2 separate regions of the Homo sapiens genome follow, and region 2 is linked to region 1. Evidence: read pairs that join two places in POLR2A ChIA-PET (ENCODE). Cell type or tissue: PC-9. All regions are shown on one strand. Each heading gives the region's core, and the rest is flanking DNA. Links, peaks and the distances in the headings are about the cores only. Region 1 has its middle 11 kb from the start of MIR30C2. Region 2 holds the start of LOC105377853 (a long non-coding RNA gene).

Evidence for each region. Peaks named below come from ENCODE experiments on the same cell type or tissue, not always from the same donor. Only the 100,000 strongest peaks of a DNase experiment are listed, where the experiment ranks them.
Region 2: POLR2A ChIA-PET joins it to region 1 with 11 read pairs; 2 of 35 experiments call an interaction of 5 or more read pairs at or near these places.

What each region holds. Positions count from the first base shown.
Region 1 is chr6:71,379,760-71,395,495 of GRCh38, reverse strand. No RefSeq gene overlaps it. Among named protein-coding and RNA genes, the nearest start is that of MIR30C2, 11 kb to the right of the region's middle. In PC-9, for the core only: CTCF peaks have their summits at 11,225 and 11,425 (motif pointing left); DNase peaks (open chromatin) are centred at 7,215, 9,145 and 11,355; H3K4me3 peaks cover 672 bases; H3K27ac peaks cover 4,310 bases.
Region 2 is chr6:71,460,187-71,475,922 of GRCh38, reverse strand. It overlaps LOC105377853 (a long non-coding RNA gene), which reads right to left and starts at 6,185. Exons shown (of 4, transcript XR_942683.3): 1 at 6,024-6,185; 2 at 255-376; 3 at 32-123. In PC-9, for the core only: no CTCF peak of the experiment used is centred there; a DNase peak (open chromatin) is centred at 6,682.

The DNA.
Region 1 (15,736 bases), core at 5,885-13,884:
CACCTGTCATTCTTGGAGCTTTGTGGTCAGCTCTTGTAGTATAAGTTTGAAGATTTTTAAATCTCAATCTATTATTGCTCTAAATTCAGACCTGAACATTGAGTCTTTTAAAACTATTTCTCTGAGTTGATTGTTTTCCTCTAGTGCACTCTAAAAAATGTCAGCTCCCCATGCACCACCAAGAAATCACTCCGCATTCTGGTGCCCCCAGGCCCCACTCTGGGTCTCTGGTGTGCAGGAGGCTGACCTCTCCTGGGCTATGCTCTGTGGGTTCTGCCCCTTTCGATGGTGGTGGGTGGGGTTATATCAAGGCACTTTTTGGTGGAAAGGAAGTAATCCTGTTTGGGACTAACTGCACAAGTTTCATTGCCTTGGAGTTAGGAAACTCTGTGCTTTTTTATGGACAGAATTCCCCTCTTTCCAAACACTTAATTCTCTCTCCTCCTCCATTGAAAGAAGGTTTAGATTTTTCCACAAACATTTCTGCCATATATTTATGAAAGGAAAACAAAATATTTGCTAGGCATTATTTGAATATGTACCAGTTAAAAAAAGAGGTCTGTGGCTTTTGGGTTACCAAACATAACTACTAAAAGGCAAATCCTGGTGAAGTGTTAATTTAACCAATTAAATTATATTTAAGAGTCTAAACATAAGGGAACCAGAGAATAAGCACAGGAAACATATTTGTATGAGTAGATATGTACAGATATAAATTCAGTTTTATATATTTTCTATTTCTTTACATCCCTGATTTCTATATGGACCTTCTGTAGATGGCTAGTTTGTTATTTATAAATTTGAGCTGTTTGCACAGTAGATGTTACTTTAATTGTGTTATTCTAATTATCTATTTATCTATATATCTAATTATACATCTATCTGCTTTTAAAACTATAGCAATATATGCATGCTTTTATAATCTCTTCACTTTTATATCTGACTTTTGAAGAGGAAGTTAATTTTGATGAACAGTGATGAGGAAAATATCCTTGAAGACTAAAACACTGCAATAAAAAGAGAAAACCATGAGAGGTTTCCATGTCTTGGTCTCTGTTTATATTACTAAAGAGATGTTAAAAATATCATTTGGGGACTATCTTATATTCTGTAACTAGAGCATAACTATCTGCTGACACATAGGCCACTTCCGAAATATTGCTTAATAACACATTTTCAAATACCCTGGTGCCATCTCAGGCAAATTAATCTCTGAACTAACAAGAGTCTTTACTGTGCTGCACAGATCTTCTCAGAGATATGTAATAAATGGTATGTATTCAAGGACTGCTGCAGTAATAGTATTTATGTAGCTTGGCTAGAAACATTTGCTCTCTTAACAGTGGGCATTTAAGATGAAGACTGTCCCTGGCATTGTGCAGCACAGTAGGAACATTGGCCTGCTGACTAAACAAATATGATTGCCAAAGTGAATTATTAAATTCCAACTGGCCTCACTTGCTAGAGAATTTCACTCCTTTTTCTCCCACACAGCTTCCTACTTTTTATTAAAGGAACAGTTTTCAGCTCTTGCAAATAATTGCAGTATTTTGCTAGTCATTACTACAGCAGTTTCCCACTGTTTATATTTTAAAACTAGCACTTGGATGAGTCCTGTTGAAGCAGAACAAATAACTGTGTGTGCATCTGTGTAAATATTTATCGAAATTTGCTTTATTAAAAGTCCCAGTGAACTTTTGTTCTAACTGCTATACCTTGTGTCACTTCTGACACAGTCACATCATCAAGCTACTGTTACTTTACAAAACATGGGTGACTTCATTTCAGTATTTCCTTCAGAGGACTTATTTGGGAGACTCCCTTCCAATAGAGGAAGTGGGTTGATGAGTGCTGGTGTTCTCATTCCAGATCCTTCACATCTCTGGAAAGCTGCATCCTTTGTAGAAAATAGATCTGTATGTGTGCCAAAGTATAACCCTGATGTTCATCAGGGCAGTGGGAGGAGGTCATATATTCCTTGTCTGTTTGAACAGTGATCCTCCCATTTGGCAGGACTTTGAGAGGAAGTATTTAACAATGGGATTTTATAAAATTTAATGTAGTAAAGACTGTTTTTATATTTGAATGGATCTAAGGAAGTTTTCTTTTTCTCCCTCCGATAAGTGGGGGGTGTTTAAGGGTAATGGTGTCTACGAATTTATTGGGAGGATTTGGCTGTTTTATTGGACCTTGTGGAATAATTTGCTTTCATTTTATCATTTCCATGAAAGGTAGTCCTCAGAAGAAAAAAATGTGGTCTCTTAACTTCATACCAATCTTAAATGTTTTGCTTAAGGGGAATTAGTGAGGAAATAACAGTCTCAGGAAGGTTGAAAACTGTGATTTTACTCAACAAATATTGCTCTTTTAATCTCTCCAGCCATGCCAGAAACTATGAAGTTATTTTCTTTCACACATGCACTGTAAGACCTGGTATTTTAAAAAGCTTTAAATATAAGTAGCTTTATCTTGAAAATAAAAATTGTACATAGTAGGGGAAAAGATGTTCTTATCATCATCCCTTGCTTCCAGCCACATGATGTCTCCAGTGGAGCTGCTGACGACACAAATTTCCCTAAGTCTAGCACACCCAGATAGTGTCAAATGGTTTGTTAGCAGTTACTGCAGAAAGTTAGAGGACATCTGAGGAACAAAGGTAAATCCCTTTTCTCCAAGAACTACTAGGTTTATAGGTCTAGAATGAAAGAAAGGTTTAGGTCTTCATTAGCCAGTGACCCAGGCCATCATAACACAGAGCAAAAGTTACCTCTCTGTGTTTGAAGTGTTTGAGTGTCTGCTGGGAAACATAAGAAGGAAAAAATAATACCACCAGTGTACTTTTATTATATACTTTATTTAGACTTTATTAATTTCTAGTCTTTAAAACAGTAACTTTAAGGAGATTTACTTGGTATAGGATCATCATAACATCATAAATTCTTTCTCTTGGTAGGAGCATTAAGTTACTTGGTCCACATCCTTATCAAACAGTAGCCCCACCAATTGGTCATGCAGAAGATGTTTGGATATTTTCTGAGTCATATCATTACTGACATCATATTTTACGTATATAAAATTCATCCATTCACTTGATATTTTTTGAGCCCTTACCCACATAAATATATGGCAAATAACAATGCAGTCTCTTATTTCAAGGAGTTGATAAGTTACAAGAAGATAAAAATGGAGACAGTGATTGCATGAGAGAACCTGTAGTAGAGGTGCTGTTGAGAGTTTTAGAAGGGGTGGACGGAGAAGGTCTTTTGAGCTTAGTGTGAAAATCAGTTCAAAAAGAAAAATTTGAACATACTGAAACACAGCAGATCCTGGGCAAATGTATCAATGGAGCAGACAACCCAGAAAGCTAAAGAGCTTGTGCAGAGGATGGAAGTGTGGAGAGTGGAGCCCTCAGGAAGAGCTAGTGGAATATGCTGCCCAAGTCAGTGTGAGAAGACAACCATGGAAAGAATCTGTGACTATGGGGGAATAGGACATCTAAAGGTGGGCAGAGGAAGATGCTGCAAAGAGGCATCAAGGAGGGTGGCTCAAAGGAGCCTGCAGAGGAGGAGGAAGAGGAAAATGAGGCTGGAAATGTGAAGGGAGAAAGACCACAGTCTCAACAGCTGTGAAGACCAAGGAATTAGCCTAGAACAGAAGAAGAGGTGTCTTTCCTGTGAAGAAGAAAGGATGGGTGAATGTTAGAATAGATTTCATCTGGGAAGCAGTAATGTAGAGGACAGAATGTACTTCATGAAGTAGGAAGTAAAGTAGGTCACACCTGAAGGGGATGAAAATAAGGATGAGGTGGAGGTTTGGAAAGGCTGCTGCAAGCATTTAGCAAAAACAAAAACACGTCGGCTGTGGAAGAGACTCTGTGCTTCACTGAAGGCCAACTGAGATTAAAGGCCACAAATTTGGGGTGGCACGCATCCACTTGGTGGCATGATTTTTTTTCTAGCGTTACAAGTTCAAACATAGGTACAAATAAGGGAAAATATAGTGCACTGGAGACCCCACCTGAAAAGGAAATGTGCCATTGTTGGGTATCTAGTGTACCATAGCTGTAAAGAATGACATGATGCTGGTATTTTGGTAAAGTATACAAATTATACACATGCCTTATCTAGAAGCAGCAGCAGCTCTTCCCTCCCCCGCTGTCCCCACTACATCCTCCCATCAGCACTCCAAAGTCTTTGGTTGTGCCATGACCTCAGAGTAATCAAAGCCCACAAATCTGGCTTGGCTCTGTAGTTTGTTACAGGATATCTCATCTCTCTGACCTCTTAGGCTCATTTCCTTCTTTTCTTAGGCTTTACAGATTGACCTGTACACTTCAATGCTTAACTATATACAGCAGTGCCTGATTTATTTGACCCCATTCAGGAATGAGCTTATCCCCACAATTAAATTTTTCAGATACATGAATTATATTTCATTTATAACTAAAACGACTAACCAAACCAAAAAGACAATTTCTAAAATGTGTATTTCTATTACTTGGTTTCTCTAAAGAGAGTAATGGACCTTATTTACAGCAGATTATTAATGACTTAAGGCCATGATTCCAAACATCAGTTAATGGGCTACACCTGTGGAGTATAATGAACCCCCTCTGGTTTTTTTTTTTTTTTTTTTTTTTTTTTTTGGTGGTGGGGGTTGGGCTTTGGGAATTCTGAAGGCTCATTGCCTTGATAGTTGAGACTGTCAAATTGTGTCTTTTATTACGTTGTTTTGTAATTGCTAATCTTCCTATGACTAAATAGTACCTTAAAAGCAAGGATTATGCCTGATTCTTCTCTATTCCCCACTTTTCTGTTGGTGCTTAGAACAATGCCAGTAAAAGTTCCGTAAATATTTGGTTGATTTCTAAAGATAGCACAATTCTCTTAACGTTGGCTAAAACCACATTAGCTTTTTTTTGTTTTTTGTTTGTTTGTTTTTTTGGCAGACATCTGTGTTACTCAGGTTGGGCTTAGTGTCAGAACTCTTTTCTTTTTCACATGAATTGCTGTTTTGCCCCAATTGGTGCTTTTTTGGACTGTTACCTGAATTGAAGTAGGTATTTACATTTATCCCTAAGACTTCACAAAAGCTACCACTGTCACTTTTCCCCCCATAGGAAATTTCTTAGAAATGCTGCCTAATTAGGTTAATTTTAGCCCATTGTGCTAATCTGTCACAGGTTTTTTGGGGATCTTGATTCACTATTCCAAAATATGCACTGCCTTCTTTAATGTCAAATTTGGAAAACCTTATTTTCCTCTAGTTTAAGATGGTAATACAAATTAAAATATTGTATAGAAAATGTCCAAGGAAGGTCAGAGCTGTAAAGGCTGAATCTCAACGCTCTCCTCCAGGTTGATAATCTATAGATCATCAGTTTCTTCAGTTCTTTTTTTTTTTTTTTTTTTTTTTTTGAGATGGCGTCTTCCTCTGTCACCCAGTCTGGAGTGCAATGGCACAATCTTGGCTCACTGCAACCTCCACCTCCTGGGTTCAAGCAATTCTCCTGCCTCAGCCTCCCGAGTAGCTGGGGTTACAGATGCGCGCCACCATGCCTGGCTAATTTTTTGTGGTTTTTTTAGTAGAGACGGGGTTTCACCATGCTGGCCAGGCTGATCTCGAACTCCTGATCTCATGATCTGCCCGCCTAGGCCTCCCAAAGTGCTGGGATTACAGGCGTGAGCCACCGCGCCCAGCCCATCAGTTCCTTTAGAGCATATTTGTGCAGCAGTTGTGAAATCTCCCTAACGGTATTCGGATTCAGACTAAATTTCCCCACGTGGACATCTTGAGAGACTTAGTCATATAGACTTTGCCTAATACATTTTCTCTGTCTGCCCATCTAGTGATCAGATAAAAAGGGGAGGAAATAAAAATTAACACTCTTGTTAAATAAATATCTGCGCACCTTCTCTCCAAGCTTCTCAGAAAAGATAACCGATAATTGCTGATCCAAGACAGAGGATTTCAGACATTTGTTTGTTCACTTAATAAATACGTATTAAGTTGTTACTCTGAACCAGACCCTATGCTGAGAGTTTAGGATACAGCTGTGAACTACTTAGATGTAGCCCCAGAAATGGCCGTTACTGCCTGGCTCTCAGAGAGGCTGAAGGGTGTGGTGAGAGTGTAAAGCAGCTAATTGTGAGTAAGTGGTAGACAGACTAGAGCTGGGAAATAGCATTTGCAGAAGTGGAAGCTTTTCAAGTCCCTGAGATTGTAAAATCAAATTCAATGTTGAAGTCTAGATGGATTGGGAAACTAACTAATTGAACTGTGTAACAGATAACCCCTAAGAAACTGAAGTTTGGAGTAGCTTGTTTCCTAAAACATTTAGTACTAATAGACTTTTCAGGCCAGTAATTCAAGCACATACTAGCGAGAGCTTGTTTCACGTAACTGGTTAACATGCTATAAAAATGGCACTGTCATCTGAAGTAAATGTCTTTGAACTTAGAACTGCCATATAAGAATTTGGACTCTTTGCCACAGAGTGAAGAGGAAGCCCAGGAGAACAATGAGTCAGTTTTTTTTTCTTTTTTTCTACATTGCCTACATTTAATATTCTTTTAGAGAGTTTTCAAAGAATTGCTTATGCAACACCTATCCCAGTATTTATACAGAGGGAGAAATTGATCATTTTCAGAAAGTCCTTTATTTAGGTATGTACTACACCTGGGCTGACTCTTATACTGATTTCTAAGTTAATTGTATCCTATGCACAGATCTCAAAAGGACTGTGGGTGAAGAAACAAGATCATCAGCCCAAGACCCCTATTCAACCCTAACTGGGTTCCTTTTCCTATTTTCCAGTGCAGCTTATCCTTGTACCTAAAGTTGAGTAGCCCCACTAGGAAAGATTGGCAGAAAGGAATAGTTAAGCACCCCTTGGAGCTTGCTGCCTGCAGGAGCCTACTTCTAGGTACTCAGCTTCCCTTCCACTCTCTAGGGATCCTGTAGACCACAGTGTTTGTGCTCAACTGCAGAAGCTTCATGTGAGAAAAAAGTTTCCTTTTCTCCACTGACATATTCTTCCACTTTTTCTTTATATAATTTCCTGCTGGTCTCTTTAATCCCCAGGCTTCTTTCAAACTCCTGTTTCTCTATATAGTAGCTTCCTGTACAAATGTATGTCACATTTATATGTGGAAACTTGCCTAAATAAAATTAGGCAGATGTGTGATGCCAGATATACACATATGACTCACCCCGCCCCTCCCCTTGCTTCATTTAGTTTCTGGTCAAATACCACTTTACTAAGAAAGGCCTTACCTGACCACCACCTCCACCTAAAATAGCTCTCCTTCAAATGGATCATTTGGCTTACTGCACTTCCCCTTGCAGCAGTTGTCACCACCTGTGAAATTATATAATATCTTAATTAATTGTATTTGACTCCATGAATGCCAGGATATCAGGGACTCACTGCTGAGTCTCTATAGCCTAGAACAGTGCTGGTACATAGCCCTTAAATTCTTTTACACAAAGAAGAACCTATTAAATTTTGTCAAATAAGAAACTTGAGGTTTATCTTAATGACAGAGTTGCTATTATCACCACCATCTGTTTTAAAGTTGAGTATACTAAAATTCATAGCCTACTCAAGGTCACACAAGTAGTAAGTGGAGCCAAGCTTCAAACATAGATCTCCTGACTCCATTCATATGACCCTATAAACTGTCTCAAAACAAAAAGATAAATTAATATAAATATTTATTGAATATGTCTTTGTAGAGAAAGCATAATAAGCATAAAGGGCAATGCGTTAACCTTTATCACAAGCAACCCTATTGGAATGTGTCAACTTATCAGAATGAATCAGGCCAGAATATCAAGTATAAATGAAGCCTGTAGTTAACTGAAAGTTGCATATCAATCAGGCACTCCAGTTTCTCTCCTCAAACTCTGAATATTCAATGAATAAGATAAAGAAATGGCTAATTTGATTTTACCTTTCATTTTTTTGACCTAATTCTAAGGTGACTACTCACTCCTCAAGATTTAACTAATGTTGCTTTATTTTTATCCCTCTGGGGAGACAGAAGAGATGATTGGGAAACACATGTTTGAAGTTTGTAAGTTCTGCTGCTTTCAACCCCACAGATGTCTCTTACTGCCCACTTGGGCCCTGGTGATTAAGCAACTAGATTTGGAGCCAGTCAGGCTTTTGTTTAGACATTTTAACTTTTTCTTGCTTTCCTTGCAAACTCCTCAGCCTTCAGACTGGTTGGAAAGTAAATGTACAATCTTACATAAATTTTCAGGTAATAGCATTTCAGCTTTTTCCCCAAGATTTTTTGCTTGGGAGGAGACAGATTAGACTGGATTCGGAGTCTTGATTTTGCAAAGGTAACAAAAGACATGTTTTTTTATAAGACTTTTCATCATAAGTTTATTTTATTCAACAGAAGCAAAATCTAATATAATGGAAAAAATAAAGATCTGTGATAAATCTGATCTGTGTGGATAAACACAATTAGAAAGACTTAAAGATTAAGTATTGAAACAAACTACCAAAATATTTTAATACTGATTTGTAAAAATTTCAGTACATTTTTCTTCTTTGCTTAATTCTACTGGGTCCTGTTTTTCATCAAAACATTCTATCATGTTAGTATACAATAGCCAAAAAAAAAAAAAACTGCATAAGGGAACCACCCTCAGTGCTGCTGAAAAGAAATCATTGTCAGAAGTTGTATTAGAATATAAAGAGTCTCTTATTCAGGTTTCCCTGAATATAATCAGCTACCTGAGAAACTTTTACATTTTTGCTCCTGTTTTAAAAGCAAAGTCAGTTATTGTGTGGCAAGCCAACATCTTTGGTTTGATCTACTTAAAAAGAGCATTACATCAATTATCTAAGTCTCATCATTGTGAGACTAGGTGCTTTCCTCTCCTTTGTCGTAAAAATTGTTGAAACATTGGGAAAACCATAATAAAAATTCGCCCACAAAAATGATTCACAATCTTACTATTCAAAGCCAAGTATTTTGGTTTTTACCTGTTACCTCCCAGTACCTGTCCATTTTTGTGCAAATGTAATCATGTGGGTATGCTGAAAGTAGTAGTTTGTGCTTTTTAAAAAAACGTATACTATACATAGACATCATATTAATCACTTAAATGACTGTATTATATCCACATACCACGTTGTATCAAATTACTGTTAAAATTGTTTTCATTTTGATGACTAATACTTCCATATAGCATTTTGGTTTCTATCACTTTATTTCCTTATGATAAATTACCTTAAGCAATGTCACCAAATCAAAAGCAGTGAAGCTAATAAAATTCCATTTACTGCAGCCGTGCCTACACTGTCTATATTATATATTAAATGTTGCTAATGTAGTAGTTGCAAAATGCTAACAAAAAATTCATCGGCTTGAATTTTTAATTACAAAAAAGTAGTTACCTCTATATTTTATTTGAATTTCTTCTTCAGAGATATATCACATAGCCCTGGAAGGGAAGCAGAGATTCTTGATTTCATTTTTGCATATTCAAATGTTGATAGACAAGGATTGATAAAGACATTGCATGATCCCCAGAGAATTAACTTGAAATCCTATATAATTCCCCATGAAGTCATAAGAGGCTGTGGAATAGTCAGATACATCTGAGCCTTGCCTACTTTTAAAATATCAATCAATGTTAATATCAAGCTTTTAGAACCAAAATGTACTTCCTTTCATTTATACTTTCTCTATGTTGTGCATGTTTACATAGATGCTGGAAAAAGTAAATCTGAGTTTAGATCTAACTCTTGGGTGAGTTTGAGCAAGTTTAAGTGTCAGCTTCCTCTTCTGTGTGGAGTTATTTGCAGTGTTAGGATAATTAGCACTTTGCACAGTGCTTGGAACATGGAAAGCACTGAAAAATGTTAGCTATTAATATTATGAAAGCCTGATTAATCATTAATCCAGAACTGTTTTAGCATGTGGTTTATTCAGGTAATTCAATGGAAGAACTATTTTTACATTTTAATTAGTACATTTTCTTTTTCTAACTATTTGGAGAATTTATAATATTCAGTTTTAACAGTAACTGATGGAATTACAGCTGTAAACATGTTGTACCAGCTGTGTTTTCTGAAGCAAATCTAAGTGATAAAAGCATGTTATCATCACCAAGTACATATAATCCTTACCCACATGGAGGAGTGTGCAGTTGGTAGTATAATGTGGTAAACATGATTTTTGCCCATTATGACCTTGTAAACCTATAAGGCAACACAATGACCAAGATAGAGACAGTTGCTGTTTCACAAGTCGACAATGGATAATTGTAGGAGACTCCACTTTTAATGAGAAGCAAACTATCATAATGGAAAATAGCCAGATAGATTAAAGCTTAAGCCATTGAGGTTGAATGGTGTACCTCTTATGGATAGCATATAGTTGTGTCTAGCTTTTATATACAGCTTGGCCCCAACAGGACTTTTCATTAGAGTGTTTAGTCCACTTACATTTACTGTAATTAGTGATCTAGCTGAATTTAGTTCTGCCACTTTACTGTTTGTTTTCTATTTTTCTCATATATTGCTTGTTCCTCAGTCCTTCTTTTCCTGATTTCTTTTACGTTAAATGTTTATTTTACCATTTTAATTCTGTTGTCTTTTTAAAGCTACATTTCTTTGCATTCTTCTTATAATGATTACTATAGGGACTATAATATGTGTATTTAATTTATCACAATGAAAACTATTTGCGAATTAACCTTGGTTTTACATATATAAATCTTGCAACACTAAAGTTCTGCTTACCTCCCGTCTATCCTTTGGTGCTATAGTTGCCATATACATTACATCTATATTTTTTAAAACACAAAATGCAGTGCTACAAGTTTGTCTTTAAGAAACTAAGAACAGTATGAAAAGGATGTTAAAATATCTGGGTAGTTATTAAAATAAATTATCTCTAAAATGAATTTTGTAATCTATTATTATAATTTTACTAGTTAGAATTTTCAATTGTTATTTTTTATATCTTTAAGAGGTGAACCGAGTATAGAGTATAGAACAAGAAAAATGTCAGGCAGTCAGCTGGACTCACTTGTTCCCTGGACGAATCTGTTTCAGTTAAATGACAGATCACCATAATCATATGGACCTTCAGGTTTTCCCACCAAAAGGCCAAACTGAAAATACGAAATTCCTGACCCATAAATATCTTACTGCATTGTAAATCATTTAGCATTCATTAATCACTATTTACAATTTTTTAAAAAAAATAAGGCTTGTGCCTTTTCTCATCTGTTTAGAATATTCAGTTTAGTAACTGTATGGCAACGTAAGTTACTGACAGGGAAAGCCTTGTAAGACAGTACTCATTTACTTAAAATGTGGAGTTTTTGCATTTCTTTACAATTGAATGGAAAAATTACCAGCAGTGCTTTGGGTTATAGTGACACCTGGTGGTACGGTTTGAGGTTTTAAAAAAATTCTTTTTAAATTTGTTACTCTTTTTTTTTTCTAGACCATTTTTTGTAAGGAATCATTTTATCAACTAGGATGACAAGAGGCCTCTCCCATCCTGGTTGCACATCACTTTCTATAACAGAGAGACATGGGCCAGAAGCCCTGATGGAGAAAGCAGCCAATGTCCCTTACATTTCCACCTTTGGCTTGAAAAAAAGATCTGTGCACTAAATACAGGGAAAAAAAAATGAAGTTAGGCTGGAAGAAGAAAGACATTGTTACATGGTAAAATTGGAAAGATTCATACCAACAGTACGGGATAAAGCAGGGGTCCCCAGCCCCTGGGCCACGGAACTGGACTGGTCCAGGGCCTGTTAGGAACTGGACTGCCCAGCAGGAGGTGAGTGGTAGGAAATGAGCATCACAGCCTGAGCTCCGCCTCCTGTCAGATCAGTGGTGGCATTACATTCTCATAGGAGTGCCAACCCTATTGTGAACTGCACATGTGAGGGATCTAGGTTGCCCGCTCCTTAAGAGAATGTAACTAATGCTTGATGATCTGAGGTGGAATAGTTTCATCCTGAAACCATACCCCCACTAAGCCCCCGCATCCATGAAAAAATTGTTTTCCATGAAACTGGTCCCTGCTGCCAAAAAGGCTGGGGACCGGTGGTATAAAGTACGTCTGAGAATGTATACTTACTGAGAATGTACCTTTATACCCTGTAAGATACCATAGTGTTTTATCATTTTATAAAAGCTGAGGCTCAGAGAGGGTTCTAAGAGTACTCAAGGTCACAAAGTTAATCAACTGTCTAGGGAAGCTAGAATTTCAAGTGAACCCTATCTCTAATTTGGCTCAAGAAAGAATTTAAATTTAAATGACCAGATGTAATTTTCAAATTTGTATACATGTTACATGAGTACATTCTCCTTTTAAAATATTGCCAATAAGGTTGAAATCATCTTTGATACCCAAGTTCTAGTCCCATCCCCTCCTCTTTTCTCCAGTGGTGACTCACACTATCGTTTCCAGATATCCCTCCCTGTCACACACGCGTGCACATATACTGTGTTAAATACAGAGATGGGTGGTCGCTTACCTGTGTGTTTGATACATAATAGTATTTGGTCAAAGTAACTTTTATACTGGTAAAACCTCTTCATTGGAACAATAATGCCTCATCAAAATCTGAACTCATACCACTAAGTATTATTATAATAATTTGGTATTCTATAGCAGTAACAGTTATTTCCAAAGACATTCCAATATGCCTGTAGTAAATATTCTAGATTTAATTAAAATATTGGCAGGACTACCGTTTTCCAGATTAAATTAAAAAGCAATTATTAGCATTGCAGATTAAGTTTTTAAATGAATATTTCAATTCAGCGACACTGGCTAGAATATCTTCTGTTTTGTCACAGTGTCACAGATCCCATCACCATCACTGTAAACTAAAATTAGCTAACTTTTAAACATAAGACCCACAATTATTTATTATAGCCCAAAATATCAGAATGTTCTTTAGCTTATAACCTTGCTCATAGAATATACTGGGGAAAGGACTCCAAAAATTGTCTATAAGAAAATCTTGGTTTTTTTTTTTTAAATCACTTTCATTGGAAATCCAACTGTAAACTCATATTGTTAAAAAAGTTCCCATAATGTTAATTTTTTTGGAAATTTGCACACTTAAAAGGAAACTAATATTGATAGGCAGCTGAAAAATATATATATTCACATATATATTTTGAATATATATTCATATATTTTCATATATATGAATGTCATATATTTTCATATATATGAATGTCATATATTTTCATATATATGAATGTCATATATATTTTCATATATATGAATGTCATATATATTTTCATATATATGAATGTCATATATATTTTCATATATATGAATGTCATATATATTTTCATATATATGAATGTCATATATATTTTCATATATATGAATGTCATATATATTTTCATATATATGAATGTCATATATATTTTCATATATATGAATGTCATATATATTTTCATATATATGAATGTCATATATATTTTCATATATATGAATGTCATATATATTTTCATATATATGAATGTCATATATATTTTCATATATATGAATGTCATATATATTTTCATATATATGAATGTCATATATATTTTCATATATATGAATGTCATATATATTTTCATATCTATTTCATATATATATGAAATTCATATCTATTTCATATATATATGAAATTCATATCTATTTCATAAATATATGAAATTCATATCTATTTCATATATATATGAAATTCATATCTATTTCATATATATATGAAATTCATATCTATTTCATAAATATATGAAATTCATATCTATTTCATATATATATGAAATTCATATCTATTTCATATATATATGAAATTCATATCTATTTCATATATATATGAAATTCATATCTATTTTCATATATATTTCATATATATTTTCCATATATATATATATAAATTCATCAGAACAAGGTTGTCTTTTTTTCTTCTGACCACACCAATGTAATGAAACAGTAAGTGTGAAAAAGAAAAAAAAAAATACAGGAATCAAGAGCCCAAAGAATTTTTAAGGAAACCATGATTGAATAGGTTATATCAGACTGACTGGTCTCCTAACTTTGATTCTGCCCACACCATTCAATAGAAAGAGGACATGGAATTCCAGCTATTCCCTCCACTATAGAATTTACTACATTTTAAATTTAAACAGGTTAATTTAAGCTACAGTAATAATTTGAGACAGAATCTCATCAAGCACAGATTCAAAGTACCACACTTTGAGGTCAGAGTGGAGAGAGCTTTTCCCTTGGGATGAACATGAGAAGGTTAATTAAAGAGGAAGTGGACTTTCTCAGAGCAAAGGGTATTTTCATAAAACCATGGAATCTTTGAGTTGGCTAAATCTCCATAAATTTTATGAACATATTGTGTTCTTTTATCTACTGTAAAGTCACATTACTGTTGATTTTCCATATATTTTAACTGTAGTGAGTTATTCTATGCTGTAATTTTCCTTTAGGATCCAGGGTAAATAAAAGCAAACTAGTATAAGAACCTTTATAAGTTACTGTAAGTGAAGGAGGCTTAAAATAGGGTGTGTACTGTTACATTTTCATTATGATTTTCTCATAGTTTTTCCTTGGAAATTTCCATGTATTCCTTAAGGATGTGTTTGTCACATATGGGAGATTTGGATCTTGCTTTCAACTAGGGAATGATAATTTTCCATTAAATATCCATCCCATATACTAGGCAAGGTGAAAGCTGAATGGAAGATGAAATGGCAAATGTTAGACTAGGCAAGGGAAGGGAGCAGGTGGCAAAGTCGCTTGTGGAGATATGCCCAAAGAATATGATGCAAAGAAGCATCCTCACCAGGGAATTTTCCTTCCATCTCTAAAATCCACCAATGTAGGAGACCTGGAGCCTGACTTTAAGAATTAGTAAAGCCTTGGCAGGGTGCAGTGGCTCACACCTGTAATCCCAGCACTTTGGGAGGCCGAGGAGGGTGGATCACAAGGTCAGGAGATCAAGACCATCCTGGCTAACACGGTGAAACCCTGTCTCTACTAAAAATACAAAAAATTAGTCGGGCGTGTTGGCAGGCGTCTGTAGTCCCAGCTACTCGGGAGGCTGAGGCAGGAGAATGGCGTGAACCCGGGAGGCGGAGCTTGCAGTGAGCCGAGATTGCCCCACTGCACTCCAGCCTGGGCGACAGAGCGAGATTCCATCTCGAACAAAAAAAAAAAAGGAGTAAAGCCCATTACTGGGCAGGGCATGAGCTGTAGAACATCCTTGTATACAAGATACATTAAGCTTTAAATCTGGGAACAGTGTTTTTTCTCCAGTGAATCATTCATGGCTGTAAAGCTGCTACATTTTAATTTTAAAAATGTAAGTTTTTAAATTAAAAACTTTACATACTGTAAAGTTGCTACATTTTAATTTAAAAAATGAACATTGGGAGTTGGGAAAAGCCACTGTGTATCCTGAAAGTTGATGTGTAATACTGCAGAATATTTTTAAATCAATGGATAAGGTTTTTTGATACAGAATGTGACAGATTTGATCAAATATAATCTACATTTGAAATAAATGTATTTTCATTCAGAACTAAAAATGACCAAAGGCTAGTTTATTGGAGATTAGTTTTATGTGACTAAAATGCCTATTACATCAGAAGCCCTACTGAAGCAAAAGAGAGTGGCTTTCACGTTACAAAAGGAACTTTTCAGACTTGACTTTAAGAAGTTAAAATCAT
Region 2 (15,736 bases), core at 2,795-10,794, 84 kb before region 1:
CTGGAACTGAATATAAACTGGGACAACTCACTGCATTAGTTCTTTTTGCACTCTTCGGTTGTTGTTGTTGTTGTTTTTCCCTGTTGCTGTTGTTGTTGTTGTAAGAGTTGCCAAGTGTTAAATCTATAATAGAAAATAAAAATGAAAGTCATCAATTTTACAGTTTGGCTTTGGCTACGTAGAGTCAATATTCAAGGAACTAAAAGGAATGCTCCGTTGTACTTTCAGGTCCAGTTATACTTTTGGGTCATTACCTTCCTCCATAGTCATGGTCTTGAGTTCATGTGATGTATCCAGTTATGTTTTTAAAGTGGGTCATGAGTCTTCAATGTTTTGCAGATTTTTTCCTTATTTTTCTCTTTGCAGGAACATGACGCTAAATACAAAATACATTTTTTGTTTGTATATGTATAGAGGAATATGTAGCAGAAATAGTTCTCATGTAAGGGGAACCCACACAATTATACAAAAATAAATGAAACGGTCTCCCTATAATTGCATGGCCAAAGACCAGAATAAAATTACTTCTCAGGTACACTAAATACAAACTAGTCTTTATTTTCCTTTGTCCTCATTGATGGCTTCAGACAATAGTTTTAAGTAATAATTAAGTAAAAATAGAGGCTATTATCTTGTATGCCATGTGGAGGCATGAAAAAAGGTAGAAAACAAAATAAATATAAATTCTTTCTACACAACAGAGAATACTGCTTGCATAGTGCCAGGAAAAAGTTTGGGGTCAGGACAAAAGCTATGTCTAAATGAAGCCAAAATAGAAAAGCCGGATGGAAATTAATCAATTCACAAAATCCAGATGTTTCATCTACTGAGATCCAGCCATCTGAATTTTGGCTGCCTGAAATGTTCATGTTTCCTCCAGATGTTTGCTTTCAGGTAGACATAATCATAATGTCCCATGCTTAATTTCATTATAATTTATCATATTGTTCAAAATGTTAAGTGTTCTCTAGCTAATGACAAGAATAAGGATAAAAGACACTATTTTTCATGTTTTAGTAGAAATGGCATGGTTAAAGGATGATTGTTTAAAGGATAAAATAATGACTCTTATAAAGTATAAAATGAACATGTGTCACAAACTTTATTTCACTCATCAATTAATAAGGAAAATGTTACAACTGGTTCAAAGAAGAATCCCAAGGAGATATATATATATATATATATATATATATATATATATATATATATCCATTCATACAAATATATATACAGTAAGGAACTTTGAAGTGAAATAACAAACAGATGCAAAGTGGGTCTGTTCATAGGGCAATAGACTACTGCATTTTAGCAGATATAATTAATTTTTATTTCTATGGACAAGAGTCATATGCATTTTTACCAGTTTTCTACAACTTTCTGAGTTGTAAAGTAGTCCAAAGACAGTGGAAGGCAGAGATAACCCAGAAGAATGCACTAAATAGAACACTTGCTAATCTTTTTTATTCCTATTTCAAAGTCTTTAAACTTTTTTCGTTAAATATTTTGTTTACTAAACTAAAATTATTTATGTATGCAAACATTTCTGAATTTCCTTGGTACTTTCAGTTAGCATCACATAATTTGCCACTTGCTTGCACACTCCTAATTCTATTCTTGATTACTGCATATATCTTGCCTCACACACTACGTTGCAATTCCTCATTTTAAAATTGCCTCCTATTCACTCCATTGGTGAGGAAAGGATTTCTCTGTAGTGTTATGGGAATGGCCAAATACATGATACTTCACACTAGACAAGAGAGATCAACAGCAGTGTATTAGTCATATGTACTCACAGACCACGGGAGAGGGACACCATGCCAACAGGGTCACATGGAGCCTGTGCTCAGGAACAGAGTGGATGACAAGGATTGTGGGAGGCAGGCTTTGTACTGTCAAGAGGATGAGGTGCCCCCTGACTCCCATGAGAGTATATGAGTGATTTGTTTGAACAATTCCACAACTGGAACCCACTAGTCAGAAATAAGCAGGAAATGCATCCAGACTGTTTGATAAGGAGGGTTGTTTGACTAGGGGGACGATATCCACAGGAACAAGAGTGGGAACAATGCTTAGACCCTTTGAGATCCCACCAATTTTACCAGAGGTCAAGGCAGCACATAATATTGAGCCCCAATTTTAAGCCTTGCACCACAATTCTTGAGAGCAGCAACTAAACTTATCCAATGAATTAACAATTCGTTGAGCTCCTATGATGTGCCAGATACTGTTCCAGGCTCTGGGCATGCAGCAGTGGGAACAAATGTTAAAAGATCTTTGTCCTACATTCTAGGGAGAGTCAATAAACGAAAGAGAAAAAATACTTAGTATGATAGATAGTGATAAGGGCAATGAAGAAATTTGAAGCAGAGGATGAAGAAAGAAGTGCAGAATAATGGGGGTGGGGTGCTATGTTGAAATTTTAAATACCGTGTGGGGGAGCCTTTACTAAGATGACATTTGAGGTAGGACCCAAAGAGGTAAGCCATGAGGATATCAGGGAAAAGAGCTTGGAGATGGAAAGACCAGCATCGTAGCCCTCCACAGCAGAAGAATGTTCTCATGTTCGAGGAAAGTAAGGGGTTCAGTATGGCCAAAATGCCCTAAGCTAGAGGAAAAGCAGAAAGAAATGGGGTCACATTGAGATACAGGGGTTAGAGCACAAATTGTGCAGTGCCCCTTAGCATTTGATTTTTACTGAAAGATGGGAACCCAGAAAAGGGATGTGGGTAAAAGAATGGCCTGCTATTTGACCAACTTTTCTTTTCATCTCTCGAAGAGCCTAGCAAAGTACTGAGCACATAAAGGCTGCTGAATATATTGTGACTGGTTAATTGCAAAGGGAGCAACACCTTTCTTCACTGCTTTCCACAACTTTTTACCTTAATCACAATTAGATGCAGGTTTATTTCTACCTAAAAATATACTTACTGCAGAGATATGGACACTAAGAAAGTTCAGTTTATACATAGTCAAGGTGTGAGCCAAAACCCATTTCTTTACTGATGAGACCTGGATCTCTCATTAAAATATCACAGGTATAATAGAAACTAGCACACTTACATACAGTGAAGGATACAGCCCATGCAAATTCTAGAATTTTCTACAGACCTCTACCATAGGACAAGGGACATTTGAAATTTAATATATTAGACACATTTCACCTAGCTTTTATTCTTCATAATTTTTTTAATTTTTAATTTTAATTTTTATAAGTTCATAGTAGGCGTATACATTTATGGGGTACATGAGATGTTTTGATACAGACTTGCAATGCATAATAATTATCACATCCTTCATAAATTTTATTTACATAGTGGAAATATGTTTCAAGCTGTGGAGCATTTATAAATTTATACTGGGATAGCATCTTAAAAATTTTCCCTTCTATGAATAAGTTCACATGGAAAAACAGTATATGTTATAAATTCTGAAATCAGCAACTTGACTCTATATTGTGCAGTTTGACAGACAGGACTCATAATTTAGTTCAGTCATGGCTTTTCTGAGTAAATATAGATCTATCACTGACATAATTAGCCAATCTTCATTTTCTCCCACCTTGGTCATAGATTTGATTTTTTATCATTAGCATTTAGAGAGAGTAGCATGTATAATACAATAAAGAGTGGGATATGGGACGGAAAAATAGGAGGAATCCCTTCACCTGCTGCAGGAATGTGTCATTCTGAACCCTAAAGCTGATTCTATTTGGTTTTAACAAGGTATCATCTCCAAATCCTATCATGTTATATTATGTTAGAAACATTAAGTTACAATGGGAGAGTCCCAGTAAGTGGAGAAAGTTGAAGGTTGTCCGATAAAATTAGGCAAGGGTTCACATGCATGCTTTGTCACACACTTCACTTGCAGACACATCTGAAAATGCACCCCCAACACCCCTAACATTGTCTTCCTGGAAAGCACCATTTATTAACAGGACTCAAACATGAACTACTCAATAAAGATCTTTCTTCCTCTGTTCCTCCCTCCCAGAACTGACAATGCATTCATTGTACCCTATAAACAATTTCGTTACTGATAATATGTACCTCTAAGTCTGTTTCTCCTATTGGACTGGAAGCAATTTAAAGATAGTGATTCACTTTTATTATCTTTTTATCCTGAACTCCCAGCACAATGCCTGGCACATGTAGGACTGAAGAAATATTGTTAATTATTTAATTTTATCACACTCACTAGATCCAACATGATAACATGAGAGAAGGAAATTCTACTTCAGCTCCATAATTTGAGAAAGGTCATTCTTCTTTCTTAGAGGCAGCACCATTACATAACAGAGTCACCACTAGTGGCAGTAGAGTTTGGTGTATAAGAAGAAATGGGCTGGGCACAGTGGTTCATGCCTGTAATGCCAGCACTTTGGGAGGCTGAGGCAGGCAGATCACTTGATGTCAGGAGTTCAAGACCAGCCTGGCCTACATGGCAAAACCCTGTCACTACTAAAAATACAAAACTTAGTCAGGCGTGGTGGTATGCGCCTGTAATCATGGCTGTTCAGGTGACTGAGGCAGGAGAATCATTTGAACCTGAGAGGCAGAGGGTGCAGTGAACTGAGATCGCGCCACTGCACTCCAGCCTGGGAGACAGAGTGAGACTCCATCTCAAAAAATAAAAATGAAGAAGAAGAAAGGGATCACTAGCCTTTAAATAATTCTGTTTCAGCATTATGATATAAGTTTTTTATTTAATGAAGTTATTTTCATCTTCTCTTCAGCAGTAGCATCACTTAAAAACCCATTACGTATAAGAGGTGGTGTCCTTGAAACTGGATCTAAAGATTTCCCAACTTTCTGAGACTCTAAGGGTTGAGCTGAAATTTGTCTTTTGTGCAGAGTCTTGCTTTGTGAGAAAGAGACCATTCTGTAGGGCCTTTTTAAGTCATGCATGTGTAATGAATTTACTTAGTCCTTGAGAAAGTTCTGACTGGTGAAACATTCAAATGCCATCCTTTTGAATGGAATTTATACATTCTGTGTTCTGGTTTTGTTTTGTTTTGTTTTTCAAGCAATGGTTGGCTTCTTGGAGGACAGAATGACACTTCTAGGACCATTATAATATCCAATAATGTTTCCTCTTATAGGCCCAGATATAGGGAGTTGGGGCTCTATATTTTAGGAGGAGAGAATCTAAGAAAGAAACTATGGACCATGGTTGGGCGCCACACTACGGCAACTGTCAGGGACAAGAAGGAGAGACCAAAGGGGTCCTTTGAAAAATAATATAGACTCTGACAGTGATAGGTTAAACTCTTTTTCCCAACTCAGAAACAGAAAGCCAAATACTGCATGTTCTAACTTCTAAGTGGGAGTTAAATACTGTGTACACGTGGACATAGAGTGTGGAATGATAGGCATGGGAGACTAGGAAGGGTGGGGAGGGTGAAAGGGGGGGTGGGTGATGAGAAATTATTTAATGGATACAAGGCACACTATTCTGGTGGTGGATACACTAAAAGCACTGAGTTCACCACTACACAATATAGTAAGGTAACAAAATCGCACGTGCACCCCTTAAATTTATACAAACTTTTTAAAAGTGGTGTTCCCTTCTGTATTATAAATCCCCTATCATATCTTGCAAGTCTTCATTTACTTTGTCAAACACGATATCTTTGTGTTTGGGAACTAAAGGAATAGTGGCTGCAGCTTAGAAAAGCGTAATGAGATAATTGGTGGGGTGTGGCCTTAGAGTGGTGGTCCCTGGTAGCAAGTGACAAGTGGAAGCCAGAGAAGCTTTATGCAGCATTTAGACACTCACTAGGGATTCCCAGAAATGTTGGGGAACAGCCCTAGAATTCCTACAGTCAGGCAGGTTGGGAACTCAGCTGGCTGTTACTATCAAAAGAAAGGGGAGCCTTGGAAACCAGAGAAATGAGAAGCACTTGGGTGACAACAGATGGCTTTTTTCAAAAGAAAGTTAAGGTAAGACTAAAATAAGTATACATTACACTATGTCTCTCCTAAGGAGCAACAAAGTTCAAGTGCATGTTCTTGGGTTACCTTTCTGTCTTTACTCCTGAGGACTAAGAGACCCCAGAGACTGGCAGATGCCTCCAGAAAGATGAACATCTAGTCAGAAGAGAAGGCAAATGAGGAGGGAGGAGGACATGGCAGCACAGAAGGAGGAACACAGGGAGAAACTGGAGAGGTACCCTGAGTGGTGAGAGAATGCTTCAGGGCTCTCTTAGCGGATTGGACTAAGAACAGAGGTGATAATTATTCTAAGGAACAGGTAGCAGGGCACAGGCTCCGACCAATCAGGACAGCTGAACCAGCCAATCAGAATGGACAGGGTACAGGCACTGACCAATCAGGACAGCCAAACCAGTCAATCATAATGGACAGGGCCACGAGCAGCCAGTAAGGCTGAAGGTTCACAGGGAGTCCCACAGACACGAGGGGTCTCCAGTCCTCCCTACATGTATATGTCAATCACTCTAATCAGATGGACCACTCACTAGTGAAAAGCACCCTGCCTTCTGAGAGTGGATTTGTGCATCATCACTGGTAAGGAATTTTACCATTTTGGTCAGTCTCTTTCCCCCCGTGCCTCTTTTTCCTCCCCCCTTCTCTACTGGGCTCATTTATGAGCTATTTTTTCTCTCTTCCTACTTTTCCAGTGTGTTCTGCAGCATGCACTCAGCTCTTTGGAATTCTGTGGGTGGCAAGGGTTTTCTCCTCCATTTCATGTGCTCAGTGATGTGGAAAGAGAAGTATGAACTCTGACACTTTCCTTTTGCGAACATTTTGATGAAAGGACAAGTGATAGTCACAAATTTCAAAACATGTGGCAGGGGAGATGTAGAAGACACCTCATTTGTTACCAGCAGCAGCTTCTTTCTCAGATCATCCCAAAACGCTGGCATGTGCCCAACAGCTTAATTTGGAGAGAATCCTATTTTATTCAAGCCTCAGATAGAATAGGCTATGAATGGTTCATTGGATAAATACTCATTCTCTCCCTCCTCTAAGCCCTAGGTCTGTCCCTCTTGCACCCTCGTCATCTTTGCTATTTCTCTTTCATTAAATTCCTTTGAAGTTGTGGATTATTTTTGCTGTCTTTGAACATTCCTTCTGGCTAGTGGATTTCAGAAGTGCAAGTGCTTTAAACTTTTCTCTCCCCTTTTGAATTAATACTGTACTCCACATTTTTTTCTTTCCATTTTTGGTGGACCAACTACTGTGTTGTTTTATATTGCATTTTCATTTCAGAACTATTTGAAAATGGAACTCATGCCATGCACGTGAATATTTTGCTGCCTCTTAGCTGATTTAATCAGCATGGATACCATTATTCATGCAATTGCATGAATAATTTATCTCACTGTTGTAAAAGTTTAATAAAAGTTTTCTTGTCTTTATCAAATTCCATGTTACTCTTTGTTCATTTTATAGCAGCAACATAATCAGAATATAAAGCAGCTCATATCAAAAAGCAATGAATGGCATAGACTTTATTAGAGCTCTTGTGTTATTTTGTATTGCCATTTTACCTATGATTGAATAAGATTTTATATATGAAGAAAATGAGATAGATCTATTGAGCTCAGCATGACCAGCATTAACCAATCCATTCCACTTTTGATTAGAAAAATTTGGAGTCACATTATTACAACTAAGATGCCCAGCCTTATTTGTACTATCCAACAGAACATGTGTTTCTTGTTCATGCACATGTGTGTATATATATATGGGACTCTTCTACCCACTGTGTAATACTATTTTATGACTAACTCTTTAATCCAGAATAATTGGTATTTCTTGCATAAAGAAAGGCACCAGAACAAATATTATTTGTTCACAGTTGATTTTTCTGTTATAGCCACAAATTAGCCACTTTCAATCAGTGAAATTACTCTACAGATTAAAAGTATTTTGATAACATTTACATGTTTTCCTTTAATGTGAGAGCAGCAAACCTTATAAACAAGAACCATCGACACAATAGAGGATTAAGTATCTATACACAAGAGCAATACATGGTAGCTTAAAGTAATGGCACCTCTTCTGTGGAATATTCATTGATCTTTGGAAGAAATAGTAGCAATTTTACAAAAGAAAATAAAATTACTAAATATATTGTGCCTGCTCTCTCTTGCATGCACTCTCTCTCTTAAACATCATGCCTTATTTTGGTCTTTCTATAGTCATAGAGATTTAGGAAATGGTAGAAGTTCTAGAAGAGAGACAGAAAAAGGACTGAAGGCATAAATATTTGTGTGTATATAAAATATTATATATAATACATACCAATATATAATAAATTAAAAGGTTACTAAGTATGAAGCTATATAAAAAGATTATTTGCATGTATTTATGAAGAAGGGTGTTTCAGTTGTAATTTTTTAAAAATTTGCTTCAGAACAAATCAAAAGTAATGGATTTTACTTGAATTAAAAGATTTAAGATCTGGAAGAGGCATCAGTCATATTCATATTGCTTAGTTATGGTAACGCCTAAAACAATTATTTGAATGTTTCCTGAAATTAATTTTTTTTTTTTAAACGGAGTCTCGCTCCATCACCCAGGCTTGAGTGCAGTGACACGATCTCGGCTCACTGCACGCTCCACTGCCCAGGTTCACGCCATTCTCCTGCTTCAGGCTCCCAAGTAGCTGGGACTACAGGCACCCGCCACCACACCCGGCTAATTTTGTTTTTGTATTTTTAGTAGAGACAGGGTTTCACCATGTTAGCCAGGATGGTCTCAATCTCCTGACCTCATGATCCGCCTGCCTCAGACTCCCAAAGTGCTGGGATTACAGGCATGAGCCACCGTGCCTGGCCAAAAATTTTTATAATTCAATTTATGTGATTGTGATTAAGTTCCACATCTTTATTAACACATGATGAATAACATCAATATTTGGCATTGTTTACAAACATCAAAAATAACCCTGAAAAATTAAAGGAAGAAAGTAATGTATTATAAAGATATGAGAGCTTCTGGTTAGGATGCATAAAGTCAAGAGACCACTGCTCTCACCCTAACAAAGTAACAAAGGAAACAAGCCAGAGAAGTTATAAAGGTATGATTTTTTTTTTTTGCATTAGATTGCTAAAGACAAAAACAAAATCTAAATAAATTAAATTCCAGAAAGAGAAAAGCCCTTTCTATGAAAGAAGAACCCAAAATCTGTGGATATGTAAGGAGAAAGAGCAAACCCGCTATAGACAGAGGTAAGGAGAAGCTGGCCAAAATTTTAATAAAGATTTAATAGCTGTGTGTGGCTAGCCTGATGTATGAGATTCCAAGGAGGTCTGTGAGAGTGCACTTACACACCCAGCTGCCAGTCTTATTTCACAATGCCTTCACTGAACACATGCAGTAGCTTGCAGAAGAATAGGAGCACAGGAAGAGGGCAGAGAGAGCTTCCTGCACCTCAGGCCCTTAATGAGTGCACAACAGTGCTTCTCCAATGCCTGGGAACAAGGAAAGAAGGTAGAAAGATGTTTCCTCTAAAGTGGATCAATTACACAGAAACCAAAAGCTGGAGGCACAATAGTTGAACTGAGAAATATCAGCCACAAGTCATTCAGAGCCTTACTTGAGTGCAAGATAGTAGCATGCCAAAACCTAAGGGCAAAGCAGCAAAGTATGAAGAGATTTTGTGAGGCTTAGAAAGTCAGAAGCAGAGCTAAAGAGACAAAAGACCACCACAGGAATCCCCAAATGTGGGTAGTATAGTCACTGGGATGTAAAACATAAAGACATTTCCAGAATTATACAGTGCCCAGATAAACTAGTTCCTATGCTGCCTGTAAAACATTTGAAACGTGGTGAATTAACAGATCTAACAAAAGCTACAACAAACCTCAAACCCAGCTCAATTATACATCAGATTGCTTTAGCTTCATCACTTGCAGCCAGTCACAAGAACAGACATTTCTTTTCCCTGAGTAAATAATAGATATGTACTTTTACACACAATTTCTGGCATAAAAAATTGTGTGTTATAAAAACAAGCAGAGTAATATGACCCATAATCAATTCAATAAATAATCAATAGAAGTAGACTCAAATGTGACCACAATATTAGAATTAGCAAATAAAAAATCTGATATAAAAATGTTAAATTTTTTTAAGAAAAACTAATGGAAAACATGGTTCACATGTGGGAACAGATGCCAGATTTCATTTTAGTAGAGTACTGGGAACATAAAAACAAAGAAAAATCCTAGGATTTGGAAACCCAATAACATAAATGAAGAATTTATTTGATTTGTTTTACAGCAGCCTAGAAAAAGCAAAAGAAAGGATAAGTGAATTGGAATTACCTAAACTAAAATGAAAAAAGAAAAAAAAATTAGGAACTGAGAAAAGCAACCAATCCCCAGTCTGTGGCACTGTATCAAATGGTCAACATATGTGTATTGTATTCCTAAAAGTAGAACAGAAATAAAATGGTGCCAAAGAAATAATTTGAAGAGACATTGGCTAAGAAACATCAAAAACTGATGGAAGTTATCAACCCACAGATCCAAAACCAAATATGTAGTGAGCCTCAAACCATATAAATACAAAGTCAAGCCTCAAGAAAACGAAGATAAAAAGAAAATCTTAAAAGCAGCCACCACACACATGCATATGCACACATAACACACACACACACACACACACACACTACATTTAGAAGAAAAAGAAAAAGAAGAATATGACAGACTTCTCAACAGAAACAATGGAAGTTAACTGACAATGGCATGACACCTTTAAAAAGCTGAAAGAAAGAATTACACTATCAATTTACAATTCTGTACCCCATAAAAACATTCTTCCAAAATTAAGGTGAAATAGAGATATTTTAAGATAGATACAACTTGAGAGAATTTGGCTTTAGAAGACATTCACTTAAGGAAATGTTGAAAGAAGTTTTTTGGGTATATCAGACAATATCTAGTGAAACATACGTTACACATCTCAGGTCATATGGTTGTCTGGTGTTTCATATTCAGATGCTCAATTTCTACAAAGTATCTCTAGCAAACCATGAACTATTTTCAAAAGAAAAATAGTATACTGATGAAGAGGTCATTACTTTTCTCCAGCCTTTCTGTTGTGATTTTTTTTTCTATTAGACCTTACCACAAGCTTCATGTCTCATCCTGCTCCTCCATAAAAAATTTTAAGAATTATTCAATCCATTGTAAGAGTTAAATGAGGGAGGTGCTCATAGGAAGCCTGAACTAGCTGAAGCCTCTTTTCCTCCCTCTGGAGCATATTTGTTGTGAAGACACCTCAAACTATATCATAAAAATTATAGTTGAAGCAAATAAAATATGTATGATGAGTTATAGTACTCTCTGAAATAACATAGTAATTCATTTACTAAATATCATGTTCTAGTAATTCATTGCTGACTGTCAAACTACCCCAAAACTTAATGGTTTAAAACAGCAGCAGTCATTTGTTTTACTGACAAATCTGCAATTTACACAGGGCATGACAGGGGAAGTGCATTTGTTTTCCACAGAATGTCAGACAAAGTAGCTTGAGTAGGGCTAAATAATTCACTGTTCAGTCACATAAGTGGCAAGTTGGTGATAGCTGTTGGCTGGGACTTAGCTGAGATGGTTGGTTTGGGACTCCTCAGTTTCTCTCACATGGGCTTCTTGGGCTTCCTGACAGCATGGTTGCTCAGTTTTAAGAGCAAAAATTCCTGTAATACAGCACACAGAACCTGCTAATCTCTTAAAGCATGACCCAAGAAGCTGCCACAGCATCACTTCCACTGTGTTCCATTACTCCAAACAGTCACCAGCCCCTCTTTCTCAAGTCAAGGGACAGGGTAAAGACTCTACCTTTTAATGAGATAAGTGTCACAGAAATCTGTGTTTCTCTTTAATCCATCACACATCCATTATGCCCTTTACATTTTCATAGCCTTTGACAGTCTAAAAAACACTTTCCTACACATTTCTCATTTGGTCTTCATAACTACTATTCACATAAAAAGGGTAGAAATATTTATCCCCAGTTTACATAAAAAACTGAGGTTCAGAGACATTAAGTGACTATCTCAGCTTATTCTATGAAGTAAAAACCCGACCGTAAGTTTTCCAATTCTAAATCTAGATTTATTATTATCTTCATTATAATGTACAAAATAATTTTATTTCAGGCTCAATATGTAGTAGGAAACCTACATGTCTACTTTTTATGAACAATAGATTTGTCATCCAATGACAGAATCATGTCTCTGCAAAATTTGGTAAGAATGCCTCAACCTCATGATTGGAATCAAGGGGTCTAAAGACACCCTTGCCACAAACCATCTCACCCTGTTACATAGAGTTTGGGTATGCTGTTCAACCTGTTACAAATATACCAAATCATCCCCTTTTTCAAGCTAAACCTCTAATTACCTCAGCTGGAGTTTCCGTATCCCTTTTCTGGATTATTTTTCTGCATTACTTATTGCTCTAGCACTCTTAACATTTATCATACACTATCTCATGTAACATATTTGAGTATCTCTTGTCTCCACAATTTAAGATCCTGGAGGCTGTGAGAGAGTGAATCATATTTCTTTTTCTTTGCCTACAGGGCCCAGCATGGTAGTTTATACATGGAAATTGCTCAATAAATATCTGTTTGAAGAAACAGATAAGCAGTTTCAAGAGAGTGTGGTACACATTGTTCAGATTTGTTGAAACTCCTTTATTTTATTAGTTCTAAAATAATCTTTCTCAAGCTTCACTAGGCAAAGCCTGTTCTTGGTCGACTACACAGCATATTCATCCCAATGACAACTTTCAAATTTGGATAGACTTTATTCAAATACCATTTCAGTTTTGAAACTAAGATTAAGTAATAAGCAACCATTGAATAGAAACAGATGACCAAAGAGCCATCTAAAAATGCATCTTTGTTTTGCTTTAATGGAAAGCAAATTAAAATTAGCCTTTCATGACCAAAATAAAGCTCATTTTCAGTTTAAAAAACTTATTGGTTGATTATGTGGAAATAACTTTTATAAATATAAGATAAATTTTCTGATTTCCTCTGACATACAAAAATTAGAGCTATTGAAAACCATGTATTTAAGCTGAAAACATTTTTAAAAATTTTTTTTATTATTATTATACTTTAAGTTTTAGGTACATGTGCACAGCATGCAGGTTTGTTACATATGTATACATGTGCCATGTTGGTGTGCTGCACCCATTAACTCCTCATTTAGCATGAGGTATATCTCCTAATGCTATCCCTCCCCCCTCCCCCCACCCCACAACAGGCCCCGGTGTGTGATGTTCCCCTTCCTGCGTCCATGTGTTCTCATTGTTCACTTCCCACCTATGAGAACGTGCGGTGTTTGGTTTTTTGTCCTCGCCATAGTTTGCTGAGAATGATGGTTTCCAGTTTCATCCATGTCCCTACAAAGGACATGAACTCATCATTTTTATGGCTGCATAGTATTCCATGGTGCATATGTGCCACATTTTCTTAATCCAGTCTATCATTGTTGGACATTTGGGTTGGTTCCAAGTCTTTTAAAAATCTGCTAGGAGAACAGGTGCAGGACGGAAATGTATCATCTAGCATTGCATTAATTAAGGCAACACTAGTTACAGTAACAATACACCACCAGATCTTAGGCAAAACATCAGTTTATTTCTCACTTATCTAACAGTCCAATCTGGATGTTTCTAGTCAGGCACTGATGGAGGGACTCAGTCTCCTTCCACCAGTGGTTCAACCATGACTCTCCAGGTTAATCCAGAAATCAAAAACAGAAACAAAGGAGATTGTATAAGAAAATAAAATTCAGTCTCAAAAAAATGAGTTATTACTCCTTTTGTCCTTTTAAACCATTAAGTAATAAACTAACAGCTGAACATTAACCACTAGAGCTCTAAAATGAAAGATTTCAGATGAAATGAAAAACAATTCATGAATATTGCTGGTAGCTTAGATCATACCTTACTCTCTGTCCATATAATTGTTTTTGCCTCTTTGCCTTGATAAAACGTAAAACTCTACTAACTGATTTTGTTTTTCTTTTGTCTTCTCAGATGCAGAACTATGATTTTCTTTTGAAATCAAGTTTATATTACTTTCTATAAAGATAGTTCTATTCTGCTGAATTAAAGATTTGATTTACTTTAATACTTCTACTTAAATCCTGCAGTTTGCAAAACGTGATGTATCCCCTGTGAAAAGTAACTCTGAATTTACTTCATCATCAGTCACTCAAGTAACTTCATTTAAACTCAATGCTTATGATTTTAATTACCCAGTAAATAGATACTATAAACAGATACCATTATATCATCACATCGACTATGTAATGGAGATTTTCAGTCAAGGTAGTGCCATCAGTTCATGCTTTGATGCATCCCTCTGCTCCAAATGTGTGCCAATAACATGTTGAAATTTTTTTAAAAGAAAGCCAAGCACTAAGTCCAAGATTAAAAAATATGATAAACAATTCTGTGGCTCAGAAACAGCAGAAATAAAAATAGATGAACCAGAATAAGTTACAGATCTGGTAGGGTCCTAGTTTAGAAGCAGGCAACACTGAGCAGGTGCTTGCTCTCCTGGTTCAAAGCAGAGATTTGAACCAGGTATCAATTGAAGTTAGTGGCTATGGTGAGTCTGCCCTCTTCTCTGATCAAAAGCGGCTCAGAACATACTACTGATTATTAACGATGGCTAAGCATTACAGCAAGCTGTGAATATAGAGATGCTGAAGGAGGAAAGAATCTTGTGACTACACAAACAACTCTCCTGGTTTGATGACTGGATTCACAAGAATCCTATAGTCATCAAGAAGGAAAACCTCATCAATCGAAACTGCCATTGTAAGACCAGTTTCTATACTGCAGTGCTGAGACCCAGTGGTGATAACTACAAAACAGCTAGACAGGAGAGAGGAAAGACACTGGAAGAGAGAAAAAGGGAAGAATAACATTTAACAAACAAAACACTTCTCAAAATGAGCCCATATTTCAAAGTTCTAAAACCCACGAGGAAATGCAATTCTAGGGAAGACAGCCCTCCAGATGAAATTAATGTTGTACGACAGTCTGAAAAAGAGTTGTTTTAAAGTATGTTTAAAGTGATCAAAACTTTAAAATGAAAGTCCATAACTCATTTAAAGCAGGGGTGTGCAAATTTTTTTTTTGTAAGGTGCTAGGTGGTAAATACTTTTTGTCTTTGCTGGCCACACAGTCTTTTTTTTACTACTCAACTGTACTATTATAGCAAGAAAGCAGCCATAGACATAAAGATGCTCCTCAATCTATGATGTGGTTATGTCTTGATAAACCCATCATAGGCTGAAAATAGCTTCAGTCAAAAATGGATTTAATACACCTAGCCCACCAAACATGATAGCTTAGCTTATTCTATCATAAACATACTCAGAACACTTAAACATTAGCCTACATTTGGAAATTATCTAACACAAAGCCTATTTTATAATAAAGTGTTAAATATCTCATGTGGTTTATTGAATACTGTACTGAAAGTGAAAAACAGAAGAGTTATATGGGTACTACCATTAATATATTATACATAGCTGGAATCACTATTGGAAAGTCAAAAAACTGTAAATTGAACCATAGTAAGTTGGGGACACTCTGTACATAAATGAATAAGCATGTGTGTGTTTCAATAAACCTTTACTTATAGAAACTAGCAGTGACCCAGATATAGACCATGGGCCACGGTTTGTAGACCCCTAATGTAAAGAATCATTAAATTATGAAACA